2 separate regions of the Homo sapiens genome follow, and region 1 is linked to region 2. Evidence: read pairs that join two places in POLR2A ChIA-PET (ENCODE). Cell type or tissue: GM12878. All regions are shown on one strand. Each heading gives the region's core, and the rest is flanking DNA. Links, peaks and the distances in the headings are about the cores only.

Region 1 (4,400 bases), core at 70-4,069, 220 kb after region 2:
AGTTAAGGACACACTTAAATTCCTTCACTGGCTTCATTGCCCTATTAATTCCTTCTAGCACATATGTTCCCCTATATTTTCTTTTTAAAAGATATGAGTGGAACCTACAACTTTGTGAAGCCAGATATTTTTGGATTTTTACTTTCCTGGGGAAGTGACAGTTTGGCTTTTTTTTTTTTTTTTTTTTTTGAGATGGTGTCTCACTCTGTTGCCCAGGCTGGAGTGCAGTGGTGTGATCTTGGCTCACCACAACCTCTGCCTCCTGGGTTCAAGTGATTCTCCTGCCTCAGCCTCCTGAGTAACTGGGATTACAGGCACCTGGCACCACACCCGGCTAATTTTTGTATTTTAAGTAGAGACGAGGTTTCACCATATTGGCCAGGCTGGTCTCGAACTCCTGACCACAGGTGATCCACCCACCTTGGCCTTCCAAAGTACTGGGATTACAGGCATAAGCTACCGTGCCCAGCCAGTTTGGGTTGTTTTAAAATAATTTTTCAGTGGTCTCACAGGGCTTAGAGTGCCTCTTACTAGAGGCCCATTTCAACATACCTCCGGTCTGTGGGGTACAGTTCCACAGTGACCACGTCAAGAGAGTTCCAGGCTGAGATGGTCAATCCATTGTACAGACACAGCATGCCTATCATCATGGATTCACTGGTGCCGAACCAAAGGAAGAAACAGCTGATCCCCGAAAGCACCATAGAGCCACCTGCCAACAATGCAGACAAAAGGCTGGAATGTTTCCTGTCATCTTAGTAAAGCAAGAACCCTTGGGTCCTTGGGATTGCTCAAGAAAACTGAATTCTAAGTGGAAGCTGCAGGATGGGCTCCATAAAGCTCAAGAACTGGTGCATTCACCTGAATGAAAGGCTCTAACTGCCTCTGAACACAGAAAGTATGAAATGCATATCATCTTTTACTCAGCTACTTGAGTGGGAAAATATACATTTTACACATAGTTTTTCAGTCTGTTAACTCATGGAAACCACTCAAATGAAATGTAATTAGACATAATTTTCACTATAATTTAGTCCCAACGTAAGGTCTAAAGGATTTCTCCTTATTGGATGCAAATCCCTAATAGATGGGAGTACAGGGGGAAACAGGGTCCCTCTGGATTGCAGGGGCAGCTCTTTTATTTGACATGAAACTGAGTACATACCTAGCATTGTTAAGCGCCCAATTCTGTCCATCAGCAGAGCAGACACAATGTTCCCTGGCAATACTGCCAATGTCCCCAGAAAGTTGACAAAATAAATCCAGTAGGCACTATAGTCATCATCAAAGGTAATCTGACATCCCGTCTTGTTGTGAAAAAACGAGCAGTTTTTAAATTCACTGTCAATGAATTTATATGGCTCAAAATCTGTAGAAACAACAACAAAGACAATTCATCAAGCTCTTACCAGGCATGCACCAGTATAAGAAAGCCTATGGAGGATTCGGAGAGGAAACCAGTATTGTAAATTCCTTGAGGGCTTTCAGGCCTATGCTAGCTTGACTTTTTGGGTCTTCTGGCCAAAGCATAGGATCTAGTCTGGGTCTTCACATCATAAAGTAGGTGAATGATGAGATACCTTTGCTGAATAAAGGAATACATTAAATTAAGGGGTCCAGTTATCTTCTGATTTCCTATGGTCGGCCATTGCTAATTATATTACTTGCTTACTCCTTTACAATATTACTATGTCCTAATTATCATGTTACATAAAGACTATCATTATAGTACTAATAGTGTCCATACTACAATTATAAAAACAATTTGTTTCAAAATGTGCATGGGCTGGGTGTGGTGCCTCATGCCTGTAATCCCAGTGCTTTGGGAGGATGAGGCAGGAGGATTGCTTGAGCCAGGAGTTCAAGACTAGCTTGGACAACATAGTGAGACACCATCTCTACAAAAATAATAATAATAATAATAATAATAATAATAATAATTTTTTATTTGAGGCCGCAGTGAGCTGTGATTGCGCCACTGTACTCCAGCCTGGATGACAGAGCAAGACCCTGTCTCTAAGGAAAAAAAAGTGCAAGAGTCAGCCTTATCATTGCCATTTTATGAGACTAGAGGGCACAGAGAAGGAACAAGTCTTTCCTGAGGCTGAATTTATAATTTAAAGTCTATGTGCATGAATCTACTGAGGAACAAGAGTCAGCCTCATCTGAAGGTCACCAGCATTCATTGCTAATCTTTTCTTGAATTTGAAACCATCCAAGAAGAGTTGCAGATGGTGGTGGTTTCTGCTAAAAGGCTGTGAGAATTGAAACTATCTTCCTTGCTGATCAAGATCTGACAAAATGTTCGTCTTCTGAGGTTTAATGGGTTAGAAGACAGGTAGATAGCATTGCTCAAAAAACAAAAAACAGAAAGACACCTGACCTCATTCTTCTTTGGAGCTAGGCAGAGCCCTTGTCTGAGCACTAAGAAGGCAGGTCTGGCAACAGGGCAAATGCTGATGCTCCTGCCAATGCCACGCTGTTATGCTGGATTCATTTTATAGGACACACAGACCAATGTTTGGGAGTGGGAAAGTGGAAGGCACAGGCTTTGAAATCAAATAAATCTGGGTTCAAACATCTGTTATTACTAGTTCTATAATTGTGGACAAATTACTTAACTTTCCTAAGCCTCAGCTACTGTGAAAACTAAATGAGATAATGAATGTCTAATGACCTAGAGTAGAAAACAGTATATAGGTGTTCAATCAATGCTTGTTTGCCTTCCTTTTTTTTCCCCCTGGGGAGTTTAAAATACCCCATTATATGGATTTGGCCAAAATATATATGTATCTGAGCATAGCCACATGTTGTCTATCTCTGTTGGCTATAGAGTTGAGGCATTTAAACAAACACCAGATTTTGAACCCAGGATTATCAAAACAAATAAACTACAGGTTAGGTCTTTGCTTTAAAAATTTATTCATCAAAGGATTTTTTTGTTGTTGTTGTTGCCAACTTTTGAACTTTGGCAAGCTCCATTTGCACTAAATCTGACAAAGACAAACAATACAAGCCAACCTTTGATCCAACCTGATTTAGAGAACTTGTTCCATTTATTCTTTAATATCCACTTCCCGCATAAGCCTCTGCCCACATTATCACATGGTTATCACAGTGGGCCCTTTGGAGAGGCCTCAGGTAGAGGCAGTACTAAGTAGCACACCTACCTGTGTTGTCAAAAACAGTGTCAATAAATGTGCAGTTCTTGAAGTAGGTGTTCACTGAAGTTACATCCTCAAAGGTGCAGGACTTAAAAACAGAGTCTTTGAAAGTTACAGATTTGAACTTGACCCCTATGAATCTGCCCAACACACAGAAAAATTCATATCAATCAATGACTGTGTCCATCAAAGTTCAAAGCTAAGTCAAATAGTTTTAGAGATGGAATGCCCCACTATGGACTGTCTTAATTATAAAGAACACAGAGTTCTTGATTTTCTTAGCTCTCTGCTTTTTCCCCTTTTTCTCATCCAGGCTGACCTTTGGCTATCTTATTGCTTACCAATATTATTTTTCACCAGGAAAAGAGATGACACTCCTAACTTCCCTTAGCTTTTTGTAATGTTGGTAAAAAGTTTTGTGGGGTATGCAACTGAAGATAGTTTGGGGATTACCTGGGGCTATTCTTTAGGTTTTAATCCTATCGTCTCTTCATGTATATCTTTATTTGAATATTCTCTATTTGGGGTTAATGGCTCTAACTTAAGGATGTCCTCCTACCCGATCTTTTAATAACTTTATTTTTCCCTAGCTGAAAATCCAAGTCTTCTTCATTCTAGTGTAGGGACCTGTAATTATCCTGAAGAGAGAGCATGAGAATTCTGTTTCATTTATGTGAGGAATAACTGACTTGGGGTTGAAGAAACTCATAGGTGACGCTCATTTCCAGGATAATTTTTCTTCTCACAGCCAACAGATAGTCCTTGAACCAAAAGGAATTATGAGAACTCTGCTTATTTTTGGAAACATGAAGAATGATGAAACCTGTTCAGGTATATTTTTGGGTATTATAAGGGGGAATTCTACGTGGTAAAAATGGTAACAGTCATAATGATAATAACATCTTAGAAGAGTCCATGATCCAGGCCTTATCAGCATTGATAAGGACTCCCAGCAGACACAGATAAATATTCATTAACGTGTCCTGGTACTTTATTAAGAGACTATGAATGTACACTTAGCCAGTCACTGAGAGGAAAATGCTTGTTCTCCTCGGGAAGGAGTTGTTATGTCAATACCACTCTTATTAGGGGCAGAAAGGGACTGATCCTTCTAGGTAAGTAGGTTGATTTAAAAGCAGTTTACTAACTATTGAGTACTTTCAAATTTATTCTCTCCCTAATACCCAATTACGTGTGTTGGTTCAAAATGCACATGGCCTCACAGACCAATCAGCT
Region 2 (4,400 bases), core at 101-4,100:
TTAGGATGGTAGACTCATTGTCTCATCTTCTCTGGTATGGGAGCAGATCTTATTTTTAAGATAATAAATTTATAATAGGAATTTCTTGACTCACAAAGTTTTAAGCATGCACAAGCCAAAAACTTGAAACTCAATCACATTAATTTACTAACGTTAACACTGGACCCAAAAGCCATTTTTTATTAACTATATTTAAATGTAACATTTTAAAGTTCTCCCAAAGAACTTTAATTTTTCTCCTGAAAACTAGGAATCAGATGAAAATGCTGTGAGTCTTTTTTGTGGTCCTGTCAACTCCATCAATAGTGTTTGGTAAATAGCTGATAAATTCAAAGAAACTTTGGGCAAATAACCTCCGTTCAATTACTGCCAAGCAGCACCCAGAAGAACCGCCATTACTTACATACATCAAAGTTGAAATCCTAAACTCTATTTATATCCCTTCTTCCACTTATGTCCCTGATATGGTTTGGCTGTGTCCCCACCCAAATCTTATCTTGAATTCCCACGTGTTGTGGGAGGGGCTGGTTGGAGGTAATTGAATCATGGGGGCAAGTCTTTCCTGTGCTGTTCTCATGATAATGAATAAGTCTCACGAGATCTGATGGTTTTAAAAAGAGGAGTTCTCCTGCACAAGCTCTCTATTTTTGCCTGCTGCCATCCATGTAAAATGTGACTTGCTCCTCCTTGCCGTCTGCAATGATCTTGAGGCTTCCCCAGCCACATGGAACTGTAAGTCCAATTAAATATCTTTCTTGGGCCGGGTGTGGTGGCTCACACCTGTAATTCCAGCACTTTGGGAGGCCGAGGTGAGCAGATCACCTAAGGTCAGGAGTTTGAGACCAGCCCGGCCAACATGGTGAAACCCCGTCTCTACTAAAAAAATACAGAAAAATTACCTGGGCATGGTGGTGCGTGCCTGGTGGTCCCAACTACTTGGGAGGCTGAGACAGAAGAATCTCTTGAACCCAGGAGGCGGAGGTTGCAGTGAGCTGAGATCATGCCACTGCACTCCAGCCTGGGTGATAGAGCAAGACTCTTGTCTCAAAAAATAAATAAAATAAAATAAACGTCTTTATTTCGTAAATTGCCCAGTCTCAGGTATGTCTTTATCGGCAGCGTGAAAATGGACTAATACAGTCCCCTTATAAAAGCAGCAGCCCTACCATCTTAGTGAGTTCCTACTCTAAAATAGGTGCTTTAGATAGGTTTTCATTTAACCCTTACAACAGCTCATTTTCCAGGTAAGGATGTAATTCAACAATCGCATACTCGTATGCGATGGATCTAACTTCTAGTTGTTGCTACCCAACTCTCTTCCCAATTCCCAACTCCTCTGGTGAACTTACAAGAAATGAAAAACTTCTGCTTTACAGTGTCTTTCTTATATACTTACTTTTTTTTTTTTTTTTTTTGAAACAGGGTCTCACTTTGTCACCCAGGCTAGTGTGCAGTGGCACATTCACAGCTCACTGCAGCCTCAACCTCAAGCGATCCTCCCAACTCAGACTCATGAGTAACTAAGACTACAGGAATGCGTGCTACTTAACATTTTAAGCAGTTCTAGAAATAGAACATTAGAATGTAAAACCAGGTAAACACGTTACTGTTATTTGCATGAATCTGTATGATTATGAATTGAAGAGTTGAATGCAGTTAGAAGGAACAAAAATTGGGGCAATGGTGAGTGGGTTTAAAAGGAATATATGAGTTGGTACTTATCTCCCTGAGATCACATCCCATGGATGATGCATATTTACATGTGTGTGCACGTATGTATCTGATGATATATAAAGTAAAAAAATATTTTGAACTATGGCATATGAGATCCTGAATGTACTTCCTTTTATACTTTAAGTGTTAACCTGACTCAGGGGAAAAAATGTATTTAGTTTTCCTTGGCAGATTGAGTAGACAATCAGAATTACTACTGACTACCAGTAGTTGGTCTCTGGCTCCTGGTTTTCTTTTGATAGCTCTCTTACCGACTGTTAATTTCTACCTTCAGCTGCTTTGGAACTCCACATTGACAGGAAAGGGGGCCACTATCTTGCCTTCTAGATATATTACTTTAAAACAAGTACTTACAAATGGAGTGTCTTTATCAATTTTTAAAATACAATGTTTTCTGGCATGAAAAATAAAATTTTTTAAGTTAAGATAGCAGCTAGTCTTTGGAAAGCAAGCAGACATGCAAAAGGGAACATATACCTTTCTTCTCTGTGAAGCACATAACTTGCAAAGAAAATCCATGTGTAAATTTTCAAAGATCCAATTCACACATGTTCAACCGTCAGTTAACATCTGTGGCTATTTTCTGCTCTATTTTCTGCTCTAGTTAAAGCACTAGAATTCTTTAGACAAGTTTCCATCATGTATTCCGGCAACCCCCTCCCCCAACACACGCACATACTCAAACACATCTTTTCTCTAAAGTTCCTTATATTTGGAGTTTCTCTGAACAATTAATGTTTCTATTATCCTGGAGAATTAAGAAATAACTTTTAATTCAACTATAATCCAGTATGAACTTGAAAAAAATATGCCATCAGCTACTGTTGGAAGGCAAACATCACAAGTTGACTTAAGTTTTGTTATAGCTTGATGATTTTTATAAGTGAAACAAATACAAAAGCTTAAAAAGTATGTCCACCTGAAATCTTAATAGGATGCTTATCTTTCCTCAAAACAGTAAAACATACTGAAACAACCTAATATTTTAAGAATGGTTCGGGCAACCACATTACATTATAGATTTATATTAAGTTTATAGTCAACTAAAATCTTAAGCCTATTTTCTGCATATTATTATTAAACTATACTTCCTTTTAAAAAGATCATCCCTGGCTGGGTGTAGTAGCTCATGCCTGTAATCTCAGAACTCTGGGAGGCTGAGGCGGGAGGATTGCTTAAGCCCTGGAGTTCTAGACAGCCTGGACAACATGGCAAAACCCCGTCTCTGTAAAAAACACAAACATTATCCAGGCATGGTGGCACACGCATAGTCCCAGCTACTCAAGAGGCTGAAGTGGAACAATTGCTTGAGCCTGGGAGGTCAAGGCTGCAGTGAGCCATGATCTCGCCATTGCACTCCAGCCTGGGTAACAGAGTAAGACTCTATCTCAAAAAAAAAAAAAAAAAAAAAAAGATCACCCCCTTGTTCCTCAATGAGGACATTTATATATCTAAATCCACTTCTGACTTTCCTGCTGATATTTTTCTTGACCTTCATTTTTAAAGAATAAAAAGAAAACAAAACAAAAAAACTACTTTATTTTTCTAAAAGCACAGTATATGCAGTATTTGGAGTTTTGCCGTTTCACATCTGGACATCTCTCAAGCTGAAATTCAACTTGGTGAAATGTGCTTTACTTAAACAATTTTTAAAGCAAATAAGAAACAAATTTGTTCCTATAGATGCACTTCTTTATCTCCTTCTCACCTCTGTCCTTAAGTCATATTCTTTCAAGTCAACTACTTTTCTTCAAGCTGAACTCTTAAATGCTAGAGGCAATAACTGAGTTGCTAAATATTTCTACTTCATCTCCCCTTTTACTTAAGATAAAGAAAAAGACTTAATGGATATATGCAACTCATTTTCACTTACTTGAAAATCTTTTACTGGAATTAAGCCACAAAAGGTTAAAAAAGAAAACTCCAGGAGAAAAATCGCTTGATAAAATAGTCACCAGATTCCTCAATCTTCAAAGAATGTAAAACAGTGATCAAAACAACAGCATCATTTAAATATTTTCAATCTTCTAAAAGGAAAAATAGGTAAAGGCAACCCTTTGTCATGTAACAAGCATGGTAAGCATGTGAAGAAGCATGATAAGTACGTGCCCTTCTTTTGCATGTGGTTAGATGTTTGACTGGTTTAAAATGTACTGGTTAAAACATATTAATACCAATCTAAACTCTTCATTCAATACATAGTAGAGCAGTCAAAGTAGGGCTACAAATCCCAAATATAATATGCCAGTGATCAAATACCAATAAATGAGAGCATTCTAATGTCAGAAACATATCAGCTATTGCACTGTACGTCACAATAACAGTCATATAGGCAATGAGTTTCTCTTCCATTTCACCTAATAGCAGAGCTCTGGATAGACTGAGAACACAGACACACTGAATTCAGCTGAATGCATTTTTCAAGGACCCACTGTATTAAAAGCACTCCAGGTGATTCAAAAACCAAGGTGGAGGGAAAACAGTCTTAGTCTTAACCATCAGGTAACCTACAGTCCAACTGAGGGGGAGGGGGAGGCAAGTACAACGTGATGTTTAATGCAAGAGTGTCTGAACAAATGTCAACAAGCTACAAACAACATACTATGATAGAGGTCACTTCTGATTTCAATGACTGCTTCTAACGAGATTTCAGAGAGGACAGACCA

Evidence for each region. ChIA-PET counts read pairs that join two places held together with the same protein. Peaks named below come from ENCODE experiments on the same cell type or tissue, not always from the same donor. Only the 100,000 strongest peaks of a DNase experiment are listed, where the experiment ranks them.
Region 1: POLR2A ChIA-PET joins it to region 2 with 7 read pairs; 2 of 35 experiments call an interaction of 5 or more read pairs at or near these places.

The regions. Positions count from the first base shown.
Region 1 is chr5:76,297,698-76,302,097 of GRCh38, reverse strand. SV2C (synaptic vesicle glycoprotein 2C) reads right to left here. Exons shown (of 13, transcript NM_014979.4): 10 at 3,171-3,304; 11 at 1,166-1,369; 12 at 553-712. It overlaps SV2C-AS2 (SV2C antisense RNA 2), which reads left to right. Exons shown (of 4, transcript XR_001742750.2): 2 at 3,913-3,995. Among named protein-coding and RNA genes, the nearest start is that of SV2C-AS2, 12 kb to the left of the region's middle. In GM12878, for the core only: no CTCF peak of the experiment used is centred there; a DNase peak (open chromatin) is centred at 2,317.
Region 2 is chr5:76,514,620-76,519,019 of GRCh38, reverse strand. The region is part of intron 2 of IQGAP2 (IQ motif containing GTPase activating protein 2); the gene reads right to left. Among named protein-coding and RNA genes, the nearest start is that of F2RL2, 110 kb to the left of the region's middle. In GM12878, for the core only: no CTCF peak of the experiment used is centred there; no DNase peak of the experiment used is centred there.